2 separate regions of the Mus musculus genome follow, and region 1 is linked to region 2. A link is a loop called in an ENCODE intact Hi-C map of the cell type or tissue named here. Cell type or tissue: left cerebral cortex. All regions are shown on one strand. Links, peaks and the distances in the headings refer to the core of each region. The heading gives the core; the rest is flanking DNA. Region 1 has its middle 88 kb from the start of Shcbp1. Region 2 has its middle 180 kb from the start of Slc10a2.

Region 1 (16,385 bases), core at 3,666-11,665, 420 kb after region 2:
ACTGAGGAAATCCAAAAAATTATCCGGTCCTACTATAAAAGTCAATACTCAACAAAACTGGAAAATCTAGATGAAATGGATGGTTTTCTAGACAGATGCCACATACCAAAGTAAAATCAAGAGCAGGTAAACTATCTAAACAGGCCCACATCGCACAAGGAAATAGAAGTCATTAAGAACCTCCCAACCAAAAATAAATAAATAAATAAATAAATAAATTTTTAAAAGCCCAGAGTCAGATGTATTTTGTACAGAATTCTACCAGACCTTCAAAGAAGACCTGATACCAATATTCCTCAAACTATTCCATAAAATAGAAACAGAAGGAGCACTACCTAACTTGTTCTATGAAGTCACAATTACTCTGATACCTAAACTACACAAAGACCCAACCAAAAAAGAGAACTTCAGACCAATCTCCCTTATGAATAATGATGCAAAAATACTCAATAAAATTCTTGTGAAATAGCCTGGCGCACGCCTTTAATCCCAGCACTTGGGAGGCAGAGGCAGGCAGATCTCTGAGTTCGAGGCCAGCCTGGTCTACAGAGTGAGTTCCAGGACACCCAGGGATATACAGAGAAACCCTGTCTCAAAAAACCAAAAAAAAAAAAAAAAAATTCTTGTGAAATGAACCCAAGAACACATCAAAACCATCATTCAACACAATCAAGTAGGCTTCATCCCAGGGATGCAAGGTTGGTTGAATATATGAAAATCCATTAATGTAATCTACTATATAAACAAACTCAAAGAAAAAAATCAAATGATCATCTCCTTATATGAAGAAAAAACATTTGACAAAATACAACACCCATTCATGTTAAAAATATTGGAGAGATCAGGAATTCAAGGCCCATACCTAAACATAATAAAAGCAATTTACTGCAAATTTTACCAATAGCCAATATCAAGTTAAATGGAGACATCCTTGAAGCAATCCCACTGAAATCGGGGACAACACAAGGATGCCCACTCTCCCCATATCTATTCAATATAGTACTCCAAGTGTTACCTAGAACAATAAGACAACAAAAAGAGATCAAAGGGATACAAATTGGTAATGAACAAATAAAGGTATCACTATTTGGAGATGATATGATAGTATACATAAGTGACCCAAAAACTTCTACCAGACAACTTCTCCAGCTGATAAACAACTTCAGCAAAGTGGCCGGATATAAAATTAACTCAAATAAATCAGTAGCCTTCCTTTATACAAATGATAAATGACTGAGAAAGAAATTATGGAAACAAATCCCCTCACAATAGCCACAAATAGTATATAATTTCTTGGGGTAACGCTAACCCAACAAGTGAAAGACCTGTAATACAATAACTTCAAGTCTCTCAAGAAAGAAATTGAAGATCTCAGAAAATGGAGAGATCTCCCATGCTCATGGATTTGCAGAATTAACATAGTAAAAATGGCCATCCTACCAAAGGCAATCTATAGATTCAATATAATCCCCATCAAAATCCCAACACAATTCTTCAAAGACATGGAAAGAGCAATTCTCAAATTCATCTGGAAAGGCAAAAAAAAAAAAAAAAAAAAAAAAAGACCCCAGAATATCGAAAACAATTCTTAACATTAAAAGAACAGCTGGGGGAATCACCATCCCTGGCCTCAAGTTTTACTGCAGAGCAATAGTGATAAAAACTGCATGGTATTGGTAAAGAGACAGGCACATTGATCAATGGAATAGAATTGAAGACCGAGAAATAAAACCTCATACTTACCATCACTTGATCTTTAACAAAGATGCCAAAAACATACAATGTTAAAAAGAAAGCATCTTCAATAAATGGTGCTGGCCTAACTGGCTGTCTGCATGTAGAAGAATGAAAATAGACATATTTTTCACCGTGTACAAAGCTCAAATCCAAGTGGATCAAGAACCTGAACGTAAAACCATATACACTGAATCTAATTGAAGAGAAAGTGGGAAAGAGCCTTGAAGTCATCGGCACAGGGGGAAGTTTCCTAAACAGAACTCCAATGGCTCATGCTCTAAGATCAAGAATTGATAAATGGAACCTTATATAACTGGAAAGCTTCTATAAGGCAAAGGACATAGTCAATAAGACAAATTGGCAACCTACAGATTGGAAAAAATGTTGACTCACCCCACATCCAATAGAGCTAATATCCAAAATATATAAAGAACTCAAAAAGTTAATCACCAAAAAACCAAACAACCCTATCAAAAAATGGGGTATAGAACTAAACCAAGAATTCATAACTGGGGAATCTTGAATGGCTGACAAACACCTAAAGAAATATTTAAAGTCCTTAGTAATCAGAGAAATGCAAATCAAAACGACCCTGAGATTCCACCTTACACTAATCAGAATGGCTAAGATCAAAACCTCAGGTGACAACATGTGTTGGAGAGGATGTGGAGAAAGAGGAACACTCTTTCATTGCTGGTGGGATTGCAAACTGGTACAACCACTCTGGATATCAATCTGGAGGTTCCTTAGAAAATTAGAAATAAATCTACCTGAAGACCCAGCCATACCACTCTTGGAAATATACCCAAAAGGTGTGTCCTACCATGCCACAGGGGCACCTGTTCCACTATGTTCATAGCGGCCTTATTTGTGATAGCCAGTAGCTGGAAACAACCTAAATGTTCCATGACAGAAGAATGGATACAGAAAATGTGGTTCATTTACACAAGGGAATACTTCTCAGCTATTAAGAATGAGGACATCCTGACTTTTGCATGCAAATGGATGGGACTAGAAAATATCATCCTGAGTGAGTTAACTCAGACCCAAAAGGACATGAATGGTATGTACTCACTAATAAGTGGATATTAACCAAAAAAGAAAAAGAAACAATAAAAACCTCATACAGAATACACTAGATACAGTCCACAGAATTCAAAAGGCTCAACAAGTTGAAGGGCCCAAGTGAGGATTTTTCTGCCCCACTTTGAATGGAGAAAAAAGCAATCACATCACAAGTGGGGAGGGAGGGAGGGACTTGGGAAACAAGTTGGACTGTGATGGGGAGGGAGAGGGGAAGCTGATCTTGTATTGATCAGAAAAGGACTGAAGCCCTGAGGATCAGCAGAAAGAATTGTAACAGGTAACCTTGGGAGGTAGGAAGTTGGGGGACCCTCCAGAATGCACCAGAGACCTGGGAGGTGAGAGACTCAAAGGGAGGGACCTTAGATGAATGCCTGACAGTAGGGAGAGGAAACTTATAGAGCTCACTTCAAACAGGAAGACAGGACATCAAATGAGGGAGGGGGTGGCCCTCCCACAGTCAAAACTCTGACCCATAATTGTTCCTGTCTAAAAGAACTACAGGAATGGGAATGGAGAGGAGCCTGAGGAAAAGAAGGTCCAGTGGCAGGCCCAAAGTGAGATCCAGCTCAAGGGGAGGTTCCAAGGCCTGACACTATTACTTAGGCTCTGGGGTACTCACAAAAAGGAACCTATCATGACTGCACTCTGGAAGACCCAACAAGCAGCTGAAAGAGTCAGATGCAGATATTTGCACCCAACCAATGGACAGAAGCTGCTGACCCCTGTAATTAGGCAAAGGCAGAAAGAAGCTGAGGAGGAGGGCAACCCTGAGGAGGACCAGCAGTCTCAATTAATCTGGACCCCCGAGATCTCTCAAACACTGGACCACCATACAGGCAGCATACACCAGCTAATATGAGGCCCCTAACACACATACAGCAGAGGACTGCACGTTCTGTGTTAAATCAGAAATGATGCATAAGGAGGTATGGAAGAGGTATGGGATGTGGAACAGTCGGAAGGTGGAAGGAGAGGGAATAAAATCTGTAGTGTAAAAAATAATAAATAATATAAATATCATTGTGTTAAGAAGAACAAAGGTCAGAAAGACATATACTCCCTGATCTCATTCATCTCTGTCATTCTCATAGAATAGAATGGAGATTGCATAGACTGTGGAGGGAAGCAACGATGTAGTAGATCAACAGGTACTATTAAGTTAGATAAGAGCAAGAAGTGCCACAGTAGTGATGATAAATGACAGTAATGTACTAACACAAGAAGAACGTGGAATAAAAGATCTGAAATATATTCAACACAGAGAAGTCAATGATGTTTGAAGACATAAATATGCCTAGCCTGATTTGAGCATGACCCAATGTACATGCATATCAAATCTAACATGGCAACCAATTAGTATGTATAATGTTTGTTATTTGATGTACCATTTTAATATATTATACTGGATGGTTTTGTGTCAACTTGACACAAGCTGGAATTATCACAGAGAAAGGAGCTTCGGTTGGGGAAATGCCTCCATGAGATCCAACTGTACGGCATTTTCTCAATTAGTGATCAAGGGGGGAGGGCCCCTTGTGGGTGGGACCATCTCTGGGCTGGTAGTCTTGGATTCTATATGAGAGCAGGCTGAGCAAGCCAGGGGAAGCAAGCCAGTAAGGAACATCCCTCCATGGCCTCTGCATCAGCTCCTGCTTCCTGACCTGCTTAAGTTCCAGTCTCGACTTCCTTTGGTGATGAACAGCAGTGTGGAAGTGTAAGCTGAATAAACCCTTTCCTCCCCAACTTGCTCCTTGTTCATGATGTTTTGTGCAGGAATAGAAACCCTGACTAAGACAAATTGGTACCAGCATAGTGGGGTATTCCTGTGACAACCTGACCATGTTTTGGGGAAGACTGTGGAAGAACTTTAGAACTTTGGGCTAGAAGATCCATTCTGTGTTAAGAGATCTGTGGGATGTTCTGTAGAGGCTTGGAAGATAATGTTGAGAACAGTTAAGAAAATGGAGGCCTGGCTTGTGAAATTTCAGAGGAAAGATTAAAGACTCTTATCAGGGCCGTTGCTGTTTTGATTGTGAAGATTCTGTAGTTTTGGCTACTGGAGCTGAAGAATTATCTGTGAATAACAAGATACTAGAACTACTAAACCGAAACCTTTGCATTACTGGAACTATTGATACTGGTTAGCTAGAGATAAGAAATTAGCGATGAAAGACACCGTCAATAAGACAAAAAGACCACCAACAGATTGGGAAAGGATCTTTACCTATCCTAAATCACATAGGGGACTAATATCCAACATATATAAAGAACTCAAGAAAGTGGACTTCAGAAAATCAAATAACCCCATTAAAAAATGGGGCTCAGAACTGAACAAAGAATTCTCACCTGAGGAATACCGAATGGCAGAGAAACACCTGAAAAAATGTTCAACATCCTTAATCATCAGGGAAATGCAAATCAAAACAACCCTGAGATTCCACCTCACACCAGTCAGAATGGCTAAGATCAAAAATTCAGGTGACAGCAGATGCTGGCGTGGATGTGGAGAAAGAGGAACACTCCTCCATTGTTGGTGGGAGTGCAGGCTTGTACAACCACTCTGGAAATCAGTCTGGTGGTTCCTCAGAAAATTGGACATAGTACTACCGGAGGATCCAGCAATACCTCTCCTGGGCATATATCCAGAAGATGCCCCAACTGGTAAGAAGGACACATGCTCCACTATGTTCATAGCAGCCTTATTTATAATAGCCAGAAGCTGGAAAGAACCTAGATGCCCCTCAACAGAGGAATGGATACAGAAAATGTGGTACATCTACACAATGGAGTACTACTCAGCTATTAAAAAGAATGAATTTATGAAATTCCTAGCCAAATGGATGGACCTGGAGGGCATCATCCTGAGTGAGGTAACACATTCACAAAGAAACTCACACAATATGTACTCACTGATAAGTGGATATTAGCCCCAAACCTAGGATACCCAAGATATAAGATATAATGTGCTAAACACATGAAACTCAAGAAGAATGAAGACTGAAGTGTGGACACTATGCCCCTCCTTAGATTTGGGAACAAAACACCCATGGAAGGAGTTACAGAGACAAAGTTTGGAGCTGAGATGAAAGGATGGACCATGTAGAGACTGCCATATCCAGGGATCCACCCCATAATCAGCATCCAAACGCTGACACCATTGCATACACTAGCAAGATTTTATTGAAAGGACCCAGATGTAGCTGTCTCTTGTGAGACTATGCCGGGGCCTAGCAAACACAGAAGTGGATGCTCACAGTCAGCTAATGGATGGATCATAGGGCTCCCAATGGAGGAGCTAGAGAAAGTAGCCAAGGAGCTAAAGGGGTCTGCAACCCTATAGGTGGAACAACATTTTGAACTAACCAGTACCCCGGAGCTCTTGACTCTAGCTGCATATATATCAAAAGATGGCCTAGTCGGCCATCACTGGAAAGAGAGGCCCATTGGACTTGCAAACTTTATATGCCCCAGTACAGGGGAACACCAGGGCCAAAAAGGGGGAGTGGGTGGGCAGGGGAGTGGGGGTGGGTGGATATGGGGGACTTTTGGTATAGCATTGGAAATGTAAATGAGCTAAATACCTAATAAAAAATGGAAAAAAAAAAGAAATTAGCGATGATTAAGAGACCAGCTTCATTGAGGGGACATCTGGGAAGTGTTTTCTGAGAGCACAGGAGCTGTGTTCCAGAGATAGCCAAGGTTGTACCTTGTGCTGTTGCTAGACATGGTAATGTGTAAGAGTCACCCAGGTGGTACTAGTTTTGAAGGCATGAAGGGGTCATGAAGAGCAGCTGAGGCTCAGCACTGTGAGAGGCCAAAGAAGACTATTGGTGAAGGTCCAGCCTCAGTTGCAATTGATGACCCAAGATTGAAGGGGTCATGCAAAGTGTTATTAAAGGGATATTAACTTAAATTTTAAAATCCATCATAAAAATTCATCATTTTATAAAGCCCTTCTTGGACAACATGAGGACCTAAATTTGTATTTCAAGCATCCAAAAAAGAAAAAAAATCCAGGAACGGTGGTTCATGCCTGTAACCCTAGTTCTGAGAAAGTAATGACAGGTGAATCCTGGGGCTCACTGGCCACCCAGTCTAGTCATGATGTCAAGTTCTAGGTTTACTAACAGACATCTTTCCAAAATATAAAGTGTAGGACATTCAAGAAAATACCTAAAGTCAACCTCTGGCCTTCGTATGTACACACAAGATCAAGCGCGCGCGCACACACACACACACACACACACACACACACACACACACACACACACGGCATCGAGAGAAGAAAAAATATCACATTGTCTGGTAAATATTTGAGAAATATAGCAAAAAGAAAATGAAAGCTGGACAAGCCTGTAAACTGCTGCTGCTGCACCTCCCCCACCTCAATTACCTCTGCCACCAGTACAGCTGTCACATCCACACACAAAAGCCTAATCTTATGGTGCCATCTGGTGATGAAGATAAGAACTGCTTGATTCAGATCCTCTCCCAAAAATCCTGAAATTCAAGAAGAACGAAGACCAAAGTGTGGACACTTTGCCCCTTCTTAGAAATGGGAACAAAACACCCATAGAAGGAGTTACAGAGACAAAGTTTGGAGCTGTGATGAAAGGATGGACCATCTAGTGATTGCCGTATGCAGGGATCCATCCCATAATCAGCTTCCAAACGCTGACATCATTGCATACACTAGCAAGATTTTGCTGAAAGGACCCAGATATAGTTGTCTCTTGTGAGACTATGCCGGGGCCTAGCAAACACAGAAGTGGATGCTCACAGTCAGCTATTGGATGGATCACAGGGCCCCCAATGGAGGAGCTAGAGAAAGTACCCAAGGAGCTAAAGGGATCTGCAACCCTATAGGTGGAACAACAATATGAACTAACCAGTACCCCGGAGCTCTTGTCTCTAGCTGCATATGTAGTCGGCCATCACTGCAAAGAGAAGCCCATTGGACTTGCAAACTTTATATGCCCCTGTACAGGGGAACCCCAGGGCCAAAAAGGGGGAGTGGGTGGGTAGGGGATTGGGGGGGTGGGTATGGGGAACTTTTGGGATAGCATTGAAAATGTAAACGAGGAAAATACCTAATAAAAAAATAAATAATAATAAAAAAAGAAATGCCTGCTAGAAAATTTACTTTTATTTCTGTAAAAATAAAATGTTTATTTAATCTTAAAAAAAAAAATCCTAAGTCCTAACCAAATTCTTCCGAGCCCATTTTTTAAACTATATTAAATTGAATTCAATTATTTTCTATTTGTTTTATAAGTAATTAAACAATAAAATTGTTTCTTATTATAATTTAAAATCTAGAGTGGGCTGTCTGGACTAGGTTATATCTCATGGGTGAAATTTATTCTTTATTCTAATAAATTTATGGAAAAGTGAGCAACCAGCTACCTGTCATTTAAAACACACTTTTAAACTTTTCTAGAATGTAAGCAATGGGCAAATGCCTTATTATGATGCACTTTACTAAAGAGGTTGGAAGCCATCCTCCCGTGTGTTGGATTTTTAGCTCAGAATCAGGTCCTCACTTTAAATCATACCATCTGGAACATCTGGTGAGACCTGAACAAAGTTGGCTTTTTTGGCTTTTTGTTTTTGTTTTTCTTTCTTCTTTTTTTTAAAAAAAAGGTAATAATTTGAAGGAGGAGGTTTGGTTTCAAAAGGAATACCATTTATAACCTCAGTTAGCACTTATTGAAGCTTGCTTTGACTACCCATACATGAAATACCTGTTCCAAGAGTCTGGTTGGCAGCCAGACCCCCCAGGGGCTCCCAAGGACTGGACCACCATCTAAAGAGTACACATGGAGGGATCCATGGCTCCAGCAGCATATGTGGCAGAGGATGGCCTTGTTGGACATCAGTGGGAAGAATGACCCTTGGTCCTGTGGGGGTTTGATGCCCCAGAGTAGGGGATGCCAGGGTGGGAAGGCAGGAGTGCGTGGGTGGGTGAATTGGGGAGAACCCTCATAGAGGCAGGGGAAGGGGAAGGGATAGTGGGTTTCCGGAAGGAAGACCTGGAAAGAGGATAGCATTTTAAATGTAAATAAAGAAAATATCCAATAAAAGAAAAAAAAAGACAATTCAAAATAAAAAACAAACAAACAAAAAGAAACCTCTGGTTGGATATAATGACCACTCCAGTCCTGCTCTTTTTTAAAAATATATGATAAAAAGCACCAATCCTTCTGAGAAGGTTTTCTACTTTCTGCACAGTGGCAAATTACACAGTTATAAAGGGACTATTCTTCACCCAATGCTTCTTGTCCATCAGATTAAAAGATCTTAAAAGCAATGCTTACTCACCCAACTTTATTCAGGAAATTTTCACATTACAGAAGTGTGTTAAAATTCTTTTACACTGGGCATAACTTTCTCCTGCTGCTTTAGGTAGGCAGGGCAGAAGCAATGACTTTCTATCTCCTATGTAATTAGAATGACCTTACTTTAGGGACACTTTTGTATCCTTCCATATTAAAGTAAGATTTCGAGATGCAAAGGTGAAATTATTCTTTCTGGGAAAACTAATTACAGTGTGGTTTTAGGTATCATAGTAAGCCCTAATGAGACAGGTCCCTGTGCATCTAACGACCTCTTACCAGCTCTGCCACTTGTCGTGTTATCCTAAAGCGCCCAGTCTCATAGGTCTAGTCTACATGAAATGAGTGAGAGGTCACAGCTCTCCTTTTTGCAGACTTGTCTCAGAATCTTTCACCACTAGCAGCAGCAATTAGCCCTAATTGGTACCCTGGGTACCTGTCAAACTGTAAGGTCAGTGATGGAGGGAACAAGCAAAATGAATTGCCCTTCTGCTTCTAGAAATGAACTCATTGGTTCTATGTGGAACTGCTATGTTCCTGTCATATCTGGGCTGGGCTCGGGAGGTAGATTAAGGTGGAATTATCTTTTGAGGCAGTCAGATATGACCACTGAAGAAGGTCAGTTCACCACATGGGCAATGCAGAGTGGTTAAGTAAGAATGCACTGCAGTAAGTCTTGCAGGCCTCCTTTTACCACCTCCACATCACCTCGCCCCTTCCTATGTCCTTAGTCCACATTTGACTTTTCTACCAATACAGTATCATAAGTCAAATCAAAGCTAGTGTTATGTCATCATTTTTATCTCCTTTGCTTCAGAGTGCACAGTTTATACTCAAATGCTTTGCAACCCAGACACCCAGTAGCTACAAAGGGATACCACTGACTTTGCTGTCTCTCTAGAAATCTGCCCTATCTACTTCACAAGAGCTGAGTACCATTGAAAATATGTTTTAAAGGACTGCTGTGAACCTTTATTTTTGCAGAATATTAATTTTCCTAAGTGACTGTGTTTGTAATTCTAACATCTTTGTCATGGCTACTTTAAGTTGGAGTTGTGGGGGGCACCTTGTGGGAATTATCAGGAAACATTATCATTTTCTCTGCTATAAGTAGCCAGCAGAGATGACTTAGCATCATTCAGGAGATACCAAAAATCAACAGAATACAGCATTCTGCCCCCTTGCAAAACTCTCTCTCTCTCTCTCTCTCTCTCTCTCTCTCTCTCTCTCCCTCCCTCCCTCCCTCCCTCCCCCCTCTCTCCCTCCCTCCCTCCCTCCCTCCCTCCCTCCTCCAGTATCTCTCCTCCTTTCACTTTATTCAGAACTTTTCTGCAGGCTGAGAAGGGAGGAATCAGAAAGGAGTGAGCATCTAACTAACTCCCAATAAGTAAGTCATGGCATCACATCAGCCAGGAAGAGCCCTTCTATCTACCTAGGAAGAGCAGTAAACTGGAAACTAAACAAAGAGCATTCAGATTCCATTTTGCATGACTTAGAAAATACCATTTATCTGAGTTTTAAGCCTCCCTATGGGAGACGAGAAGCTAGAAATGGTTGACCTAGAAATACTCAGCCCTGGGAGCTGGATGAACCCAGGCGTTAGCCAAAACCAAAAGGGACCTTTTAGGACCATTTATAACTACATCAATATGTCACCTAGTCCTGCCCTAACTTTACTAGAGATTTTGTTGGAATGGAAATATTTAACCCAGAAATGAAACTTCCAGAAGGAGAAACATTGTATTGAGCAGTCTGGAATGAATCTGCTTTCTTTAGTTTCCCCCTTCACATCCTAGAAGAGTCCATGGCAAGTTGATGAGCTGTCCAGTCTCTGCATCTTTTTATTCTCAATGAATACGTATACAACATGTAACAGTAGAAAACACTCAGCCACAGCTCATCACAAAAGAAAAGAGAGCTAAGGAGATAGCTGAGTCGGTCAAGGCTTGCCTCACAAGCATAAGAACCTGAGTTCTCATTTTAGCAGCTCTGTAAAAAGCTGGACATGGCAGTGCTTCACAGCACAGGGGATCCAAGAACAGGGGGATCTTTGGGGTTCTCTGGCAAGCTAGTCTCACCTAATTAGCAAACTCCAGGCCTATGAGAGATTGTCTCCAAAACACAAGGTGCAAGGATAGACTTGCACACATAAACACACACACACACACACACACACACACACATGGGTCAGGGGATAGGTAAATAAATGGTCCTTTAAAGGCCACTAATAAAACAGCAAGCTTTCTAGAATTGAGTCTACTCCATTCAGCCTAAGGAATAAATGCTCTTTGCTGAAGTCCAGAATCAAATGCCTGGAGTGAAACAAACAAACAAAAAAATGTATACTATTGGCTGGAGAAATAATACATCTTCATTTACTCTGTAGACAGACAGTCACTGACACCAGTGGCACCCTAGGCCCTATCCTGGGACAAGGATATAAGACATTAGCTGTTTGTACTTGCTGGTTTTGTTGTCAACTTGACAAGGCCAGAGTCATCAGAAAGAAAGAAGCCTCAGTTAAGGAAATGCCTCTGTTAGATCCAGCAGCAAACCATTTTCTCAATTTGTGATCAATAGAAGAAGGCCCAGTCCATTGTGGGTGGTACCATCCCTGAGCTGGTAATCCTGGGTTTTATAATAAGGCAGTCTGGTCAAGCAATTTGAAGCAAGCCAATAAGCAATACCCCTCTATGGCCTTTGCATCAGCTCCTGCTTCCAGGTTCCTGTCCTGTTTGAGTTTCTGCCCTGACTTCCTTTCGTGATGAACAGCAATGTATAAGTGTAAGCTAAATAAACCCTTTCCTCCACAACTTTGTTTTTGGTAATAGCATTTCATTGCAGCAATTGAAACCCTAATTAAGACGTTGCCTCAGTAAGAGATAAGAATAGTTGAGACTGCAAATAGAGGCAGCTATTTGAAACTGCTAACCTTGCTGTATCATAAGATTATAAGATTGTAGGAGGAATGCATCTAAATTCAATCTTTGTAGCATGATTGGGGACCACAATGGGAAGGAGAAGGGTGCCTTTGGTTCAGAGTAGAAATGGGCTGGATGAAGAGGACTTGAAGAAGAAGATGAGTGGTAATGTGTATATAAAGAAAAGGAAATACTCACTAGGAAAGAAAGAAGTAGAAGGAGAGGAAGACAGAAGTGATAGATAAGAAGCTAAGAAAGCCTAAATAAGATGGTTGTACCTTGACCTCTCTTCCACTTAGAACGTAAGTTTGGATCCATCCAGCAGGTAACTGCCATGGGAGAGAATTAGATGGGAGAGTCACTTGGTCAGATTGTCTGAGAAGACTTCCCATTCTGGTCATCAAAACAGATTTCTTGTTCCCTATTCCTTTCTACGTGGCCATTCTGGAAGCTCCAAGTTCCTAGACCCAGGGAGATGCCAAGGTTTGAAGAAATGCTTACAATGGAGCACAAAAATTAAGTTAAATAAGAGGAACAAGTTCAAAAGATTTATTGCCAGAGATGGGATGTGGCTCAGTTGGTAGAGTGCTTACTAGCATGCAAGAAGTCCTAGGTTAGATCACCAACAAGACATAAAACTGGGCACAGTGGTAAATTCATGCAATTCTAGCACTCAAGAGGTAGAAGCAGGGTGATGAGACATTCAAGGTTATCCTTGGGTACACAGAAAGCTCTAAGAAGTCTAACGTACATTAAAATATGCCCCACCAAAATAGTATTGCATTCCATTGCTATAGCCTGTACTCTGATTTTACACCATAAAAGAGACAGTTGACCCTTAAAATGGTCTCAATTTTTTCATCACAACATTGATAAAATTCATGCCTGAAAATTTGTGCATGTAGCACATTTTTCTGTGTCAGAAAATGACAAGAAATACCTTAATCTAAAGGAGGCTCTGTGAGCTCAGAGAGAGTATTATCATACAATATTCTAATTTCGCAAAGGCGCTTTGTGATCTTTGTACCTGTGCTGTATATGTATAAGAAAGCAAAGACAACACTAGCACTGAAGATGAAAATGCATTTCAGTAAAGCCTTGCTTTATCTACTCCTAAGTTCTGATTTTAATGCAATTTCAATTTTATCTCACTTAAGCTGAGTAAGCTCAAAGTTCTCTTAGAAAGCTTGGATTCCAAAATCTATGCAACAGCCTGGGGCTCAAACTGCAGAGCAGTGACAACAATGTGAACCCCATTTTCTATGACTTTTGAGGTGCTATGTTTCAGTGGGCTACCTTTCTCTCCCTAAGTCTTGGTCTTACAGATTTCAACACCAGGGCCTTGGGCTCTGTGATCCTGATCTGTGCATTGTTTATTTTACTTTTAGAATCCAGAGCCCATAGGTTAAGCACATGGACATGTGGATGGACAGAGGTATGCTAACCTTCCTGTTACAAAATATACCCAAAAAATCACATTTTCCCAAGCCTACCTACCCTTGGGCACTTTAAACACTTGTAACCAAATAGAGTTGTTTTGGTTTGGGTTTGAAGTTTTTTGTTAGTTTGCTATTTTTTATTTTTATTTATTTTTCCCAGTTTTACACTGAAGTTAGCAAGTACTATCCTATGCAAGAATTCTATTCACTCTCCAAAGTAAAAAGTAGTTTTCAAGCAGCTCAGATATGTTAATAAACTGTTTCATCAAAATTTTAATCTGTATTAAAATTAGACAGTAAAAATGTTACCACTTCCTAACTGGGTCTAGCAAAAGCTTTATTGTGCATCTTTATTCTCTCTTTCCTCTCACCAACCCAGGAAATTAAGGATAAAATGTGTGGTAACAATGTTCAAATTACAAATGTAAATGCAAGAAGGTTAAAAAACATTTGCGTTAGGTCCTCATACACATTGTAATTCATCTACTCTATTCTGTAAAAGCCCTATACACATGAGCTGTATATTCCCACATCTATACCTTAGTGAGAAATGAATGTCTCTGAAAATTCTTTTATTACAAAGACAGCTTTCATTTTTACCTTTGCTGATATGAATATATAATCCAAATAAAGGAAATTATTCATTGTTTACCATATAACAAACCCATAAAGAGTTTAATTTTTCCCTTTGTGTTTTATAATAACTTCATTTATTTATTGTTTTATTTGAGACAGAGTTTCTTTCTATATCCCTGGATTGCCTAGAACTCATTATATAGACCATGCTGGCCTAGAACTCACTGAATTCTGCCTGCATCTACCTCTGACTCCCAAGTGCTGGGATTAAAGGCATAAGTCACCACACCCAGCCCTCTTGTATTTCTTTATAACAGCTCTCATGACAGTAGCACAGATTCAAAATGTACTCTGCGCCCCCAAAAATAGTGTTTGTTTATTTGTTTGTTTGTTTGTTTGTTTGTTTGTTTTTCCTGGTGCTGGTATTTTATTTGTGTACCTTAGGCCATGAATTCGTATGGAATGGGCTCCACCAGCTCAGGCTCTTTTCCGTTAGTCCTCACAAAGTGTGCTTCTCTGGGTGGCGCAGGGTGGCGCTTCAGCTGCACCCAGGTGCCCTTCTCTTTGACTTCCTTTTTCTTCTGGCCGTTCTCCTTCACCCGCTTCAGGAAGCTGTCTCTGCTCTTTGAGTGCTTGATGTGCTCAATCCGCACATTGATCCTCTTGGCCAGAATTTTGCCCTTAACCTGCCTGTTGACAATGATGCCCACGGCATGCTGGGTAACACTGTAGACTCTTCTGGTTTTGCCGTGGTAACACTTATGGGGCATTCCTTTTTGAACAGTGCCCATTCCCTTGATGTCTACAATATCACCCTTCTTGTAGATTCGCATGTATGTGGCCAAAGGAACAACGCCATGTTTCCTAAAAGACCTAGAGAACATATACCGGGTGCCTCTCCTCTTTCCCTTTGTGTTTGTCATTTTGGCGAGTTACTGAAAGATGGCTGCGGCGGCCAAAAGCCAAAAACTAGTTTTTAAAAGTCTTTTCAATGTATTAGAAGATCTGGGAGTGGTGACTGATATAAAATATCCATGCACGTAGGAGGCTGAGGTAAGAGAATTGCCATGAATGCTAGGCCAATCTGAATTACAGAAGAACATGTCTCAAAACTTAATTAATTAACTAATTAGTTAAAACTTACTAGGAGAAATATATCATAAATGTTGGGAAGCAACATTTATGCTTGGGGAGTGGGAATGGAAAGAACCTTTAGAAAGCCCCAGAGACCTAGAAGGTACTGTCTGCAAGCATAATGTGGCATTAATAAAGTGTCAGAGTTTGGTACCTGCCCATGGGATGGGTCCCAAGTTGGGCTGGTCACTGGATGCCCTGTCCTTCAATCTGTGCTCCATTTTTGACCCTGTATTTCTTTTAGACAGGAACAATTCTGGGTTAAAAATGTTGAAGGAAGATTAGTGACCCCATCCTTCCACTTGGGGCCCTGTTTATCTACTGGAGGTGGTCTCTTCAGGTTCCTTCTCGCCACTGTTGGACAGTTCAGCTAAGGTCATCCCCATTAAGCCCTGGGAATGTCTCACTGCTGCACATTTCCATTCATTCTCCTGGCCCTCTGGGCTTCTTTCCTGTCTCCCCCAAAACCTGATCCTGCACCCCCTTTTCCCCTACCCCCTCCCACTCAGGACCCTCCCTCCCTCTGCCTCCCATAATTATTTTGTTTCCTCTCTAAGTAGGATAGAAGCATCTTCAATTGGGTCTTCCTTTTTGTTAAACTTCTTACTGTCGTATCATGGGTATTTGGTACTCTTTGGCCAATATTCATTTACAGTGAATACATACCCATTCACGTCCTTTTGAGTCTAGGGTACCTTACTCAGGATGATATTTGCTACTTCCATCCATTTACCTGCAAAATTCATGATATCCTTATTTTTAATAGCTGAATAGTATTCCATTGTATAAATGAACAACATTTTTCTGTATCAATTCTTTGGCTGAGGGATATCTGGGTTGTTTCCAGCTTGGCCCTCATCCACTGCTATGTCCCACCTCACCTCTGCTCCTCTAAGGCTAAGCAGGTTCCCATTAGGGAATAGCCAACCAATGAGTGGCCCAACTTGAGACCTATCCCATGAGCAAAACCCAATCCCTGACACTATTAATGATATGCTTGCAGACAGGAGCCTAGAATAACTGTCCTCTGAGAAACTCCACCCTGCAACTTACTGAAACAGATGCAGAGACCCACACCAAACATTAGACAAAGCTTGTAGAGTCTTGTGGAAGAGTTGGTGGAAAGATTGAGGGACACAGAGGGAATTGGGACTCCA
Region 2 (16,385 bases), core at 3,277-11,276:
TGACTTGTCTCAAACAATAGCTAAGAAACAATATGGAGGATCTTAACAAGCTATATCTGGAGTGGGAGGTCTGTTCTTCAAGTCTCTAGACCTCTGACAACTACTTCCTACTTTGCCTTGGAATGTATGAATCAGAAGCAGCAAGTAATTAATTAAAGATAACTCAATTTACTAATTCTTAATTCCATTTTAAAGAAAAGTATTTTCTCACCATGACTTCCAACTGATCTTTTCCCTTTGGCAGGAACTGGTTTATTGTTAAAGCATCCCTTTAAAGAAATAATGAAATAGCAATGGATTATTTCAAAAATAAAATATGAATAACTGATATGAATTTTGATTTCTTTTGACTGTACAAATTATGTTGAAAGCTAACAGCTCTGCACATTTTAAAAATAGATTCAATCATTCAAACTCAATCACAAATTTTCTACCCCATAATAATTTCTAATCATCTCACAGTGCACACACTCCCGCATCTAAATGCCTTCTTCCACATGTCAAAATAGAATTCATATCTATTACCACACCTCTGAACTATCAAATCATTCAAAATGAAGATCATAAAATGAAGATGTATGGAAATGATGTGCAATGCTATAATAGGATAGATTCTGTAGTGGGCAGCTTGCCAAACTCTGGGATAACAAGTCTAAAACTCAAAAGATTTTTTTTTAAGTTTCTAAATACATTTTAACATTTACAATTAAATATGCCGTGTGATGAAAACAATATCATTCTTAAGCCCATCCATGGGGTGAACAGTGTTCTTTTCACCACCACCATCTCTTATCCCTTTCATAAGGAGATGGTAGTAATTCATGGAAAGGCCAACATTATAAGAATAAACTAGCTTATCTACCCAAAACAGAAATAATTCATTCGTACAAAAATAGGAATTCTAAGACGGTCACATCTCTAGATACTTCTCTTCTTCTAAAAAAACTGATATCAAAAATAACATGAACGGTTCCCTTCAGCATTCTCTTCTGTACAGGTATGAAACATATACAGAAGACATTCACTCTTATGCTCATTCCTTCAAACATATAACATACTCACCAACACTTGTACACAGACTTTCTCCACCTACATGCACACGTGTAGCTCAAGAACAATCCCCATGTTACAGAACTTTTTCAGTAGACCATCCTTCTGAGTCCCAACGTAATAGAACACAGTTGTGTCACTTGCCTCTGTATATACATACACCTGCCAATAAGTTACCCAACATCAACAGGCTTCATTACCAAAAGTATGCCAAGGTAGACAGAACTGTATATGTGGCTGTCCTATTATATCTTGATTATCTCCTGTGCTAAGTGAGCAACTACTCCAGGTAGCATCAAAGCAAACTCTTCTAACAGCACAGTCCTCTTCAAGAGCACAACCTCTTTCTTTCCAGTTTCTATTGACTATCTACTTTCAGTAACTTGTTTTACTGTTTACCTATTGAAGGATGTAGAAGGCTAATGTAGTTTTTCAAATTTAGACTTCTATCATAAGACAGCACAGAAGCAGAGTAATCCTTTCGCCTGGGATGACATAAAAAACAACATCTCATTAGACAACACACACACACACACACACACACACACACACACACACACACACACCTTTATTCCTTCTCTCATCTGGCCTCCACAAGGATAAAATCACTTTAGTTACACCAATCCCTGTTCACTATGAGCTCTCTATGACAGAAGTCCCTTTCCAGTGTGTCCCCGTATAACTTTACACACTCTGCTGTTTTGTTCAGTGAGGTCGCAGTACTTCAGGTAAGGAATCACTATAGCTAAATTTGTTTCCTAAGTTGTATCTCCTTTCCCCAGTCCATTCAGAACGCCTTTGAACTTCCATACATTAACCATTACTTTGCAGTTTTGAACTAATATAGCTTTCTAAAGCAACTTCTATGGACATGAACTATGATCATCTATTAAATAAATGGAATGATTTGAAAAACCATCTGTGTTAGTAGCTATTTAATCCACTAGACAAAAAAAAAAAAGATAAATTCCATCTAGAATTTGCTCTTTTCATTTTAAGTTTCTCAAACCACCAATTTTAGAAAGATTTGACCATCCACCCCTCATGCTGCTTCCCTTTACCAGTATTGTTAGACTTCGACATTCTGATAGCAGCAGTTAGAAAAGAGGGCAGAGGTGTGTGCTTTGATAGTGAAGAAATGATATTAAAAAAAAAAAAAAAACAGTACCCCAGAGCTCTTGACTCTAGCTGCATATGTATCAAAAGATGGCCTAGTCGGCCATCACTGGAAAGAGAGGCCCATTGGACAGGCAAACTTTATATGCCCCAATACAGGGGAACGCCAGGGCCAAAAAATGGGAATGGGTGGGGAGGGGAGTGTGGGGGGGGTGTGGGGGACTTTTTGGATAGCATTGGAAATGTAAATGAGGAAAATACGTAATAAAAAAAAAGAAATGATACTAAAGAAATCACAAAGTATATGTAGTCATTTTCTTAGGAAAACAGTGTTTTTCTTAGCAATGGGGGTGTCAAGACCCATTTTTTTGGTGATCCCTTTGTATATAAACAAAATCTAATTTAAAAAAATGAACCAAGCATGCAGGCTTATGGAATTACAGGTGGAATGGACAACTGCCAGTCCAGCTCCTAAAACTCATTTTTTTTTCAAAATTGAAAGGTTCAAAGCTTGCATTCTTTTTCCTAGTGAACCATTACACTTTCTTAACTCTTCAGAAGGATTTTTTATTTTTTTACAAATTAATATTTTCTCAGATCAAACTATTTAGAAGTGTGAGCTCAGCTTCCTATCAGCTCCTTCTGAATCTAACTTGGTGTTTGTCTTTGTTTTCTTGAATGGTTTGGTTTTCCTCTGTCTCAGTCCTATAAAGGATTAATCCCTGAAATACACAGATTTCTTCTACCCTTGAGCAATAAGAATTGTAGAATTTCCAGCACATGCATTGCCAACATAAAGATCCATTCTCAGATTAGGGAGATGTTTCGTGAATCACGATCTTTGCAAACAAGCCTAAGAAGCAGAGTTCCGATCTCCAGCAGCCACAAGCATAGGACGTGGATGTGGTTACGTCATTGGACTTTCAGCTCCCGGGGTGGGGGAGGGTATCCAGAGGGAGGTTACATGGACTACAGATTTACCAAGCACTGGATTCAGTTGATGAGGAGATACAAAGAGAGCAACTCAAGAAAGACTCCTAATCACTCACATTATGACTATACATGTATGTGCACACACAAGCATATGCAAACATTCATGTACTCACATTACATACATACCTGTACAAAACGTCTGTTCTCTGTTTCATAGATTTATTAGTTCATTCCAATATCTCCTGAGCATCACTTGCTTTCAATGTATTATATTATGTGCTAGGCTGAACAAAAACTCAACAGAGTATAATTTTATCTTTTTATTTTCTAAATATTTATTTATTTCTTTTTTATTTATTTATTTATTTATTTACTTATTTATTATATGTAATTACACTGTAGCTGTCTTCAGAAAGACCAGAAGAGGGCATCAGATCTCATTACAGATGGTTGTGAGCCACCATGTGGTTGCTAGGATTTGAACTCAGGACCTCTGGAAGAGCAGTCAATTCTCTTAACAGCTGAGCCATCTCACCAGCCAAGAGTATAGTTTAAATGAATAGTGTTTTATACTCAAATACATTACAATGCAGTTACATAACAAGAAAATGAACAAGGAGAAGATATTCCATTCTGCAGATTAAGTCTAAAGTTGTCTCACTGAATATGTGGCATTTGAATTGAAGAACAGGTGGGATTTAATCATTCAAAACATTGTCAGCATAGAAAGAAATATAATCAGTTTTAATTTTTGAAATGGCTTTCTCTGTTTAAAAAAGGAAATTTTATTGGTGAAGAGTGAGACACAAACTTACCTGTGGGTATAAGGATAGATATTTAGAATGTAGATAGGTATTATGGTGGTTTAGATAAAAATGAAGCGCTTTGGAGCCCTATCCAAATTGACACATTAACAACACAATTCCTGCACCTAAAGATAGGAAATCATAACAAAAGACAGATGAGAAAGAGAGAGAGAGAGAGAGAGAGAGAGAGAGAGAGAGAGAGAGAGAGAGATTGTATAAGCCAGAGAAGCAAGAAGTTTGCCACAAGATTGTGTCTCCTAGAGATGTCAGAGAAGTTATACCTACGAAGTCTCAGCAAAATGGATATCTAAATATGACCTGTCTAAGAATGACATCAGAAAACATTCTAATGTGGATGGGAAAAAAACCACACACACAAAGCCTCAACCCTAGACAAAGAACCACAGAAAAATAAATAATGCTGACAGCAGGAGAAATAGTCTTCCCCAGGGAAAATCCCCCTAATGGTTTATCCAATACTATATGATCAAATGATTACCCTTGAAAACTCTGTGTGTCTGTGTGTGTGTGTGTGTGTGTGTGTGTGTCTGTGTTTGCATGTCAACATTATAAAGACTGAGCATGTTATATTTTTATATTTAAGAATATACACATTTGTTTGTATATATATATATATATATATATATATATACATATATATTTATATTTGTGTATGTATGAACTATTAAAGTAATGGAGGCCATGATTTTGAAAGAGAACATGGAAGAGTTTTGAAGGTGAAAAGGGAATAGAGAAATTATATAATTACATTATGATATTTTTAAATTAAAGAATATGACATGATGGAGGAAACAGGATTCACCCAGAGAGGCAAATGTGAAGTAGGGTTACATAAAACAGCATTTACTCTATGTAACAATGGCTCCTGAAGGGGAGTGATGGGAAGCACTTATTAGAGCATGTTACAATTAGATAAGAGAAAGTCTCATTCACCACTGTAGAAGATGCTCTCAATCATAAACTGAATGGGAAAAAAAATATTGAAAAGTGTACAACATTTGAAAAAAATTCAACAATTGCATAAAAAAGGCTGCTAACTGTGTAAAAAGATGCAGTGTAGAACATCACTGAAAATAAGATTTTTAGGAGACTGTTGTCCCACACTATGTGCAAAAGCAGACAGGAGTGAGCCAAAGGAATAGGACCTACGTTAAAGACACAATTTGAGTATGTAGTCAATTAATGCACAGGAACCGCAAAGGAAGAGGGACTGGAGGATATTTGATTAACTGAGAATCATGATAACATTTTAATAGAACAAAGCAGAATAATTCATTATCAAAACCACAAATTTCTCTATCAGTTATGAAAAGTATCAGTGCAACTCAAATCCACCAAAGTACACCAACCTTTAAGAATGGCTGAGATTCATTATGGCTCAGACATTGTTTTATCAATACATTAACATGATCTTTCCCTAATCATTTTTTAAATTATTTCCTTTTCTTAGCTACTTCTCAACAGCTTATCTTTACAGATCATGATTCCTGTTTTATATATGGTCCATGCCCTTCTTAACTGCCTTGCATTGATTTCAGAAACTCTTGGTTGGTAGATTTCCTCTATTCACATCTTCACCAGCCTCTCACCATCTTCTTCTGAGAAAAAACAAATCATCAGTTAGCCCCTCTCCACATGGAACTCATGCCTTATTCTTCAACAAAATTGCAGATGCAATTTGAAATGTCACAGGGATGTATAAATTAAGAGGACCACAGTTTGTTGAAAATTTCAAGGTGGAAGTTAAAATTGAAAAAGACAATTGGCAGAGTTCATTAAAAATTTTCCTGTTTGCCAGTGTGTTGAGGGTGACAACTTTAGTTTCACTTTTGTGGGAAAGCTGATTGTTTAGAGAGAAAGGAGCCCTAGAGAAGAGTAAGCTATGAATGAGCAATCATGGGATGTTTCAAAGTCCCATGGGACATTAGCACTATGAATAAGAGTTCAGGATGTTCTATGATACTGACCCTGGTGTGTACCAACCATAGTGCTAAGGAGGAGTGAGCACTGGTGAGCATTTCTTGTCTCAAGCAACAGACAGCTGTGTTGATCCACCCATGCCCCAGGATACAACCTGTCCCCTGTCATATAATCCTGAGATGCTTGGAATAGCTGAGGTGAAATGAACAGAAAATGCTCCTTCACTCAATTTAAAGTGATGGGTTTTAATTAAACATAATTCACACCTCAATTGATTCTATCAGCTCCTATTGCTAACAGACTTGAGGAATGTCAAGGGGGCAATTATACAGAAAGAGGGCCTGCATGTGCTTGTGACAAGAGGAGAAGGCCGCTCACTTTTGTGTGCTTTAAAAATTAAGAGGAGAGGGAAAACACAAAAGGTAAACGGTCATTCAGTTAATACAGAACTAAAGCTAGCAATTGCAATGTTTCTTTCACCTTTAAAAAAAAATCATAGATGCCCTGGATTTGTGGAAAGAAAGTTAGCTTGCATTGTAATATCATGGTTTTTTTTTTTTTTTTTGCTAGTTTTAATTATAACAAGTTATGATTTATATTGTGACATTAAAGAGGTGAATATAGATGTCTTAAAAAGACTTAAACAATACCACTAATAGAATAAGGCATGTACGTAGAATAACAGAAACTCCACTTGCTTTGACCCAGATCTCATCTGCCTTTAACTGGAAGAGGTGCTGACATCATCAATTGCTTTTACAGGTCAAGCCATTCCCCTTTTGTTTTCTATAGTTTAAGAAAAAGAATTTTTTTCAGAAAAAAAAAAAAAGATTCTTGCTAAAATGCTATTTTGGGGGTGACAGCTGCAGGAATTGATTAACATATGCTACATCAAGAACAACATCTCTTTAACTACAGCTTCATTGCCTAAGAAAGCAGAGTCAAATTTCAGAAGCTTTTAAAGCTTAAGAAATATTTATGTGATTATTGTGTCATCTGAGAAATATTAAAACTCTGAACCATTCTATTAATGGCCCCTGAGTCCTGGTGTTGATTCTCACCTCCATATTAGGCAATGTCTCAATGCCTCGAAAAGTCCTCTCTATTTATTTAGGTTTCTGTTTAAATTCCCCAATCATTCCCACAATGTCCTGGCATGAATTATCTCTTGCCTCTGGGAAACATCCTAGCATATCATCTTCTTCACACAATACTTGTATGCCAGGCATGTTGCGTACCTACACATGCACACATTTAATTTCCCCTGTTTTCTTATGCATTATATAGTCTCCAAGGTTAGGAACTGTGACTTTGAACATCACTGTATCAACTCCAATAGGCCAGTGAAGTACATCCTTCCTAGCTAGTGCTAAGTACATCTTTTAAATGAATGATGACTGCATGAAAATCCTTCCAGGCTCAGGCTTCCCTTTTAAAGCTTTGCCTTAGTGCATGAAAATCCAGGTTCTGCTGGCTCCATCTAGCCTGCGGCTACTTCTTCCCACTAAATCACAAATGAATACCATCTGCTATTCCTCTCTGCTATGTCCCTCTGGGGATTCCCCCTAGGTTAATTGGCCATTCTCTGTGCTGGCCTAGGATTTCCCTCTGTTCTTACTTCCAGGGAAACCTCAAGTGGGTCAGGAGTCTAAGATGATCCTTTCTAAGCTATATGTTCTATACCATATGCTTTTCCTCTTTAAACTCCTCTAATTATTACTTTCATTTTGGTTATCTTCATTTCTTCTGTCCTGAAGGGTTCCTTCCCCAGGTCTCTCCTGAAACTACATCCGTTGAGCCATCTACAGAACATAAGGCAAGCAGATGGTGCTGCGATTATACTGGTAATTACCCCTCGAGAATAGTTTCCTCGTTCCCAAAACAGGTAATGTGGACTAAATTAGAATGTGCACAGGAATAGCAAAATAAGCAGGGAGTCAAGCTATACCCTATATATATAACTGAGCTTTATAGAAAGGGGACCATTATCATTAGATATTGATGAAACACTATCACTATGTTTGTTATAAAGAGTGCCCAGCAGCAAAACTTAAAAAAGATTATTTTAAAGGGGAATCTTGCAGTTTCTACCCACTTCCACACTGAACTCCAATTCTTAGGATGGTTTCCAAATAACAAAATCTCAGATTTTAGGGATACACTCTCCCTAACAATGGAATTTGCCTAATGTATTGTAATTATATCCAATTCTGAATACTAACACTTTATGTTCTAAATAATATTTATTATCCATAGCTTGGGGATATAGCTTAGTTAATAGTATGCAAGCCCAGCATTCACACGGCCCTGTGTTGCATCACCACCACCACATGAACTAATATACCCCTATAATCCTAGAATTAAGAAATGAGCCAAGATCATGTTCAAGGTCACAAGGAGTTCCAGGCCAGACTGAGCTAAAAGGGATTCTATCTCAAGGACAAACATAAACAAAAGCTGGAGAGATGTCACATTAATTGAGTGCTTTCTGGCCTTCCAGAGGTCAAAGGTTTTGTTTCCCAGTATCCAAGTTCAACAGCTCACAACCACATGTAATCATACCTTCGGTGTATCAGACACCTTGTCACAGCATTAAAGGATGCCCTGATAGCATTTGGCAAACACACACAGAGAGGCACACATGCATAGACATAAACACAAAGAAATCTTTGAAATACAATTGCTATCCAAATATAAATGATTTTGACTTTTTGGCATAGTCAAATCCTGAAAACCAGGCCTAGAACATAAAAGGGCAAAGAAGAATGCCTTTTTTTTTTTTTTTAAGAAAACAAAATTCTGCCCATATCTTCAGTGGATCTATGAAACCAAATATGCTCTAATGCTTTGCTGACAGCATGACTATCTGAGTACTTTCAGGCCAAGGACAGACAGAACACTGTGCACCATCAGCAAGAATGGCAAAAGGTTACCCAGATGAACTTCATAGGCACTGTGAGGAATCGTCATTGCCCTTTGCAGTCTGCACTAACTACAGTTATCACCTATTCTTTGTATGGATGCCCCACTCTGTGTATGTGTGTGTGTGTGTGTGTGTGTGTGTGTGTGTGTGTCTGTGTGTGTGTCTGACTGTCTCTGGGTGTCTTGTGTCTGTCTCTGTGTGTCTTTCTGTCTCTGTGCATGTATCTTTCTGTCTGTCTCTTGTGTGAATGTGTCTATCTCTCTCTATGTGTGTATGGGCCTTTCTGTGTCTGTGTGTGTGTGTGTGTGTGTGCACTCATACTCGCATACAAGAGCACAAGCATGCCCACATGTGTATATCTCTATGTTTGTCTCTCTCTGGTATAATAATGTAGATGTTTTGCTGTAGGTATCATTTTTGAAAAGAGGACAGGGATTTTCATATGAATTCCCCAAAAAGGAGCAAGAGAGGTGTGCACTGACAGGAAACAGAAGTTAACTACAGCCACCTCCTTTCCCTTTTCTTTCTGTAGACATGTGGAGGAAAATAGGAGAAAATATTCAAGACTAGAAGGGCTCTTTGTAAATTGTCAGCCTCCTGGGCAGGTTACAACTGCTGTGGACAACTAGCAAGCAATTCTATAAAGAAGTGACTCTGGGTTCTGACTCAGTGCTTGGCTTCTTTCATAGCTGTTTTTACATTACTTGATGATCTCTTCATTTCTGACATATTGCTCATTCTGTTTGTGCATTCTTTTACTGACCTTAATTCTTGTCCACTCCACTATAAACTTACTGGCCAAAGTACTGGCTAAAGTAAAAAGTTGGAAAAGAGATTTTTTCCACTATAATGCTTCATAAAATGTCTTAAAAAATTATTCTGCTGTTTAAATACTATTTTCCTAAATTCATATGAGGTAAAACGAGAGTCATACTGTATCTTCAAGCAGAACATGAATTTCATAAGTGTTAGTAATCAAACATGTCATGACTAGAAAAAAGTAATGATCATGTTTACTTGTGCACTGAGGTGGTTTGAATGAGAAATGTTCCCATGGCCTCAGGTATTTGAACACTCAGTTCCCAGGTATTGATGCTGTTTGAGGTAGGTGGTATGGTCTTGGATTGAAAGTTCATAACCTTGACCCACTTCCAAGTTGCTATCTCTGCTTCTTTGTGGTTAAAGAACTTATCTCACAGTTTCCTGTTCCTACTGTCTGGCCTGTTGTTTGCTGCCATGCCTACCTTTCCCCTAAGTCATGATGAACTATATCATTCTAGAAAAATAAAGCAAATAAACTCTCCCATAGGTTTCTTTGGAATTTTATCTTAGCAACAAAAAAAAATAACAAATATATAAACTTAAGGTAATTAATTCTGGTTAATACTAGAATAAGCCAGTGCCTGTCTATCTTAGATGAGAACATGGCAACCAATCCCAGAAGAGGCGCCACTCCCAGGCACTCTATCATGACCAGGATTTTAGGATACCAGGATCCCTGGATTCCAGAATGCCAGGAACTTGTTCACACAAGGATCTCGGGTCTCAAAGGCAGCTTGACTCCCAGGAACTCTGACACACCCAGAATCTCAGGATCACAGGATCCAGGAATCAAAGGATGACAGAGACAGCTGGACTCTGAGGAGCTCTGACTCAACCAGGATTACAGGCTCCAGTCAGATATAGTGAGGGCAGGGAGTACTAGAGATAATCAGATGGCAGAAAGCAAGCATAGGAACATAGGCAACAGAAATCAAGGTTACTTGGCATCATCAGAACCCAATTCTCCCACCATATCAAGTCCTGGATACACCATCACTCCAGGAAAGTAAGATTGGGATCTAAAGTCACTTCTCATGATGATGATGTAGGACTTTAAGGAGGATGTAAATAACTCCCTAAAAGAAATACAGGAGAACATAGGTAATCAGGTACAAGTCCTTAAAAAGGAAACACAAAAATCACTTAAAGAATTACAGGAAAAGACAATCAAACAGGAGATGGAAATGAATACAACCATCGGGGATCTAAAAATGCAAATAAAAACAATAAAGAAATCACAAAAGGAGACAACTCTGGAGCTAGAAAACCTAGGGAAGAAATCAGGAGTCATAGATGCAAGCATCACCAACAGAACATAAGAGATAGAAGAGAGAATCTCAGGTGCAGAAGACATCATAGAAAACATTGACACAACATTGTCAAAGAAAATGCAAAATGCAAAAAGATCATAACCCAAAACAGCCAGGAAATCCAGGACACTATGAGAAGACAAAACCTAAGGACAATAGGTATAGAAGAGAGTAAAGATTCCAAACTTAAAGGGACAGGAAATATCTTCAAAAAAATTATAGAAGAAAACTCCCTAACCTAAAGAAAGAGATGCCCATGAACATACAAGAAGCATATAGAACACCATATAGACTGGACCAGAAAAAAAAATTCCTCCTGACACATAATAATCAAAATATCAAATGCATTAAACAAATAAAGACTACTAAAAGCAGTAAGGGAAAAAGGTCAAGCAACATATAAAGGAATACCAATCAAAATTACACCAGACTTCTCACCAGAGACAATGAAAGCTGGAAGATCCTAGGCAGATGTCATGCAAACCCTAAGAAAACCTAAATTCCAGCACAGACTACTATACCCAGCAAAACTCTCAATTACCATGGAGGGAGAAAACAAGGCATTCCATGACAAAAAAAAAAAAAAAAAAAAAAAAAAAAAATTACACAATATCTTTCCACAAATCCAGCCCTACAAAGGACAATAGATGGAAAATACCAACACAAGGAGGGAAACACCACTCTAGAAAAAGCAAGAAAGTGATATTTCAACAAATCCTAAAGAAGATAGACACACAAACATAATGCCACCTCTAACAACAAAAATAAAAGGGAGTAACAATCAGTTTTCCTTAATATCTTTTAACATCAATGGACTTAATTCCCTGATAAACAAGACCAATAGACTATAAACTAATAGACTGCAGAACTAAGTAGGACCCAGCATTTTGCTGCATATAGGAAATGCACCTCAGTGACAAAGCTAGACACTAACTCAGAAAAAAAGGTTGGAAAACAAATTTCCAAGCAAATGATCCCAAGAAACAAGCTGGAGTAGCCATTCTAATATCAAATAAAATCAACTTTCAACCAAAATGTAACAAAAAAAGGATAAGGAATGGCATTTCATACTGCTCAAAGGAAAAAAATCTACCAAGATGAACTCTCAATTCTGAACATCTATACTTCAAATGCAAGGGCACCCACATTCAAAAAAGAAACTTTACTAAAGCTCAAAGCACTCATCATACCCAACAAAATAATAGTGGTAAACTTCTGCACCCCACTCAGATCAATGGACAGATCACGGAAAGAAAAACTAGACAGAGACACAGTGACACACATGGAAGTTATTAACCAAATGGATCTAACAGATATTTATAGAACATTTCATCCTAAAGCAAAAAATAATACTTTCTTCTCAGCACCTCATGGTACATTCTCCAAAACTTACCATAGAATTGGTCACAAAATAGGCCTCAACAGATATAAGAAGATTGGAGTCATCCCTTACACCCTATATCAGATCACCACAGACTAAGACTGGTCTTAAATTCCAACAAAAACAATGGAAAACACACATACACATGAAAACTGAACAATGTTCTACACAATGATAAATTGGTCAGGGAAGAAATAATGAAAGAAATTTAAAGAGTTTTTAGAATTTAATGAAAATGAATACACATCATATGCAAACTTATGAGACTCAATGAAAGCTGTGGTAAGAGGAAAACTCATAGCTCTAAGTGCCTCCAAAAAGAAACTGGAGAGAGCTTACATTAGCAGCTTGAAAGCACACCTGAAATCCCTAGAACAAAAAGAAGGAAATACACCCAAGAGGAGTAGACTGCAAGAAATAATCAAATGCAGGGCTGAAATCAGCCAAATAAAAACAAAAAGAACTATACAAGGTATCCTCAAAACCAGGAGCTGGTTCTTTGAGAAGATCAACAAGATAGATTAAACCCTTAGCCAGACTAACCAGAAGGCACAGAACCAGTATCCAAATTAATAAAATCAGAAATGAAAAGGGAGACATAATAATGTAAATCATGGAAATTTAAAAAATCAGCAGCTCCTACTACAAAATTTTATATTCAACTTATTGGAAAATTGGCATGAAATGGACAATTTTCTAGACTCATAAAAGGTGCCAAAGTTAAAACAGGAACAGATAAACCATCTAAACATTAGCATAACCCCTAAACAAATAAAAGCAGTCATTAATAGTCTTCCAACCAAAAAAAAAAAAAAAAAAAAAAAAAGCCCAAGACCAGATGGGTTTAGTGGAGAATTCTATCAGACCTTTGAAGAAAAACTAATACCAATACTCTTCAAACTATTCCACAAAATAGAAACAGAAGGTACACTAACAAATTCATTCTATGAAGCCACAATTACACTTATACCTAAACCACACCAAGATCAAAAGTAAAAAGAGAACTTCAGACTAATCTCCCTTATGACCATTGATGCAAAAATACTGAATTAAAATCTTGCCAACTAAATCTAAGAACTCATCAAAATGATCATTCACCACGATCAAGTAGGCTTCATCCCGGAGATGCAGGGATGGTTCAATATACAGAAATCCATCAAAGTAATCCACTATATAAACAAACTCAAAGATAAAACCCACATGATCATTTCATTATATGCTGAGAAAGCATTTGACAAATCCAATACCCCTTCATGACAAAAGTCTTGAAAATAGCAGGAATTCAAGTCCCTTACCTAAACATAGTAAAAGCAATAGAGAGCAAATAAGTAGCCAACATCAAACTAAATGGAGAGAAACTTGAAGCAATCCCACTAAAATCAAGGACTAGACAAAGCTTCCCACTTTCTCCCTATCAATTCAACATACTACTTGAAGTTCTAGCTAGGGCAATTAGACAAGGAAAGGAGGTCACAGGGATGCAAATTGGAAAGGAAGAGGTCACCATACCACTATTTGTAGATGATATGATTATATATTTAAGTGACCCAAAAAATTCCACCAAAGAACTCCTAAAGCTGATAAACAACTTCAGCAAAGTTGCTGGATATAAAATTAACTCAAACAAATCAGTACTACTCAAAGGATAAACAGGATGAGAAAGAAATTAGCGAAATGATACCCTTAACAATAGCTACAAATAATATTACATACCTGCTGTGAATCTAAAAAAGCAAATGAAAGATCTATATGACAAGAACTTCAAGACTCTGAGGAAAGAAACCAAAGAAGATGTCAGAAATGGAAAGATCTCCCATATTCATGGATTGGAAGGGTTAATATAGTAAAAATGACCATCTTGCCCAAAGCAATCTTCAGATTCAATGCAATCCCCATCAAAATTCCAACTCAATTCTTCATAGAGTTAAAAAAGCAATTTGCAAATTCATTTAGAATAACAAAAAAATCCATGATAGCGAAAACTATTCTCAACAATAAAAGAACTTCTGATGGAATCGCCATCCCTGACCTCAAGCTGTATTACAGAGCAATAACAATAAAAACTGCATGGTATTGGTACAAAGACAGGCAGGAAGATCAATTGAACAGAATTAAAGACCCAGAAATGAACCCACACACCTATGGTCACTTGACCTTTGACAAAGAAGCTAAAACCATCCAGTGGGGAAAAAGAAAGCATTTTTAACAAATAGTGCTGGTTCAAGTGCTGGTCAGCATGTATAAGAATGCAAATTGACCCATTCTTATCTCCTTAACAAAAGCTCAAATCCAAGTGGATCAAGGACCTCCACATAAAACCAGATACACTGAAACTGAAAAAGCAGAAAGTGGGGAAGAGCTTCGAATATATGGGCACAGTGGAAACATTTCTGTACAGAACGCCAATGGCTTGACCTGATGATCAAGATTCAACAAATGGGACCTCATAAAATTGCAAAGCTTCTGTAAGAAAAAGAACACTGTCAATAAGACAAAAAAGCAACCAACAAATTGGGAAAAGATCTTTACCAATACTACATCTGTTAGAATGCTAATATCCAATATATACAATTAACACAAGAAGTTAGACTCCAAAGAACCAAATAACCCTATTTAAAAATGGAAATAAAGAATTCTCAACTGAGGAATACCAAATGCCTGGGAAGCAACTAAAGAAATGTTCACCATCCTTAGTCATCAAGGAAATGCAAATCAAAACAACCCTGAGATTCCACCTCACACCAGTCAGAATGGCTAAGATAAAAAACTCAGGTGACAGCAGATGCTGGCAGGGATGTGGAGGAATAGAAACATTCCTCCATTGCTGGTGGGAATGTAAGCTGTTACAAACCCTCTAGAAATCAGTTTGGCAGTTCCTCAGAAAATTGAATATAGTATTACATGAGGACCCAGCTATGCCACTCCTGGGCATATACCCAGAAGATGCTGCAACATGTGATATGGACACATGCTCCACTATGTTCATTGCAGTCTTATTTATAAAAGCCAGGAGCTGGAAAGAACTCAGATGTCCCTCAACAGAGGAATGGATACAGAAATGTGTCTTTACACAATGGAATACTACTCAACTGTTAAAAATGATGAATTCATGAAATTCTTAGGCAAATGGATGGAACTAGAAAATATCATCCTGAGTGAGGTAACCCAATCGCAAAAGAAAACACATGGTATGTACTCACTGATAAGTGAATACTAGCCCAAAAGCTTCAAATAACCAGGATACAATTCACAGACCACATGAAACTCAGTAAGAAGGAAGACCAAAGTGTGAGTACTACGCTACTTCTTAGAAGGGGAACAAAATACTCATAGGAGCACTTATGGAGATAAAGTGTAGAGCAGAGACTAAAGGAAAGGCCACCCAGAGACTGTCTCACCTGGGGAATTCATTCCATATACAATCACCAAGACCAGACACTATTGTAGATACCAAGAAGTTCCTGCTGAAAGGAATCTGATATGGCCGTCTCCTGAAAGGCCCTGCCAAAGCCTTACAAACGAGGCTGATGTTAACAGCGAACCATTGGACTGAGCACGGGATCCTTAATAGAAGAGTTAGAGGAGGGACTGAAGGAGTTGAAGGGGATTGTAACCCATAGGAAGAACAACAATATTAACCAATCAGACACCCCAGGATGCTCAGGAACTAAGCTATCAACAAAGGAGTACACATGGCTCCAGCTGCATATATAGCAGAGGATGGCCTTGTCATGCACCAATGGAAGTAGAGGTCCTTGGTCCTATGAAGGCTTGATACATTCCCCAGTTTAGGGGAATCGAGGGCGGGGAGGTGGGAGTAGGTGGGTAGATGGAGGAACACCCCCATAGAAGCAGGGGGAGGGAGGATGTGATAGGGTGTTTCCGGGAGGGAAGGAAACCAGGAAAGGGGATAACTTTTGAAATGTAAATAAAGAAAATATCCCATTAAAAAATGAAAAAATACTGGAACAGGTGATTTGTGTTATACTGAGACCAACACCAGAGCTCCTTGCCAAGAAGGATCACTGCTAATGATAATGGTGAATGTTGGGGCTAGTAACCAATTATTGATTGACTTCCAGGATGAAGTCTACAAATGGAAA

The links. Peaks named below come from ENCODE experiments on the same cell type or tissue, not always from the same donor. Only the 100,000 strongest peaks of a DNase experiment are listed, where the experiment ranks them.
Region 1: a loop joins it to region 2, with 3 times the contacts of the local background. A loop is called at or near these places in 3 of 42 quality-filtered maps.

Annotation. Positions count from the first base shown.
Region 1 is chr8:4,859,801-4,876,185 of GRCm38, reverse strand. It overlaps the pseudogene Rpl21-ps14. Among named protein-coding and RNA genes, the nearest start is that of Shcbp1, 88 kb to the right of the region's middle. In left cerebral cortex, for the core only: a CTCF peak has its summit at 7,273 (motif pointing left); a DNase peak (open chromatin) is centred at 7,258.
Region 2 is chr8:5,277,065-5,293,449 of GRCm38, reverse strand. No RefSeq gene overlaps it. Among named protein-coding and RNA genes, the nearest start is that of Slc10a2, 180 kb to the right of the region's middle. In left cerebral cortex, for the core only: no CTCF peak of the experiment used is centred there; DNase peaks (open chromatin) are centred at 6,687 and 7,397.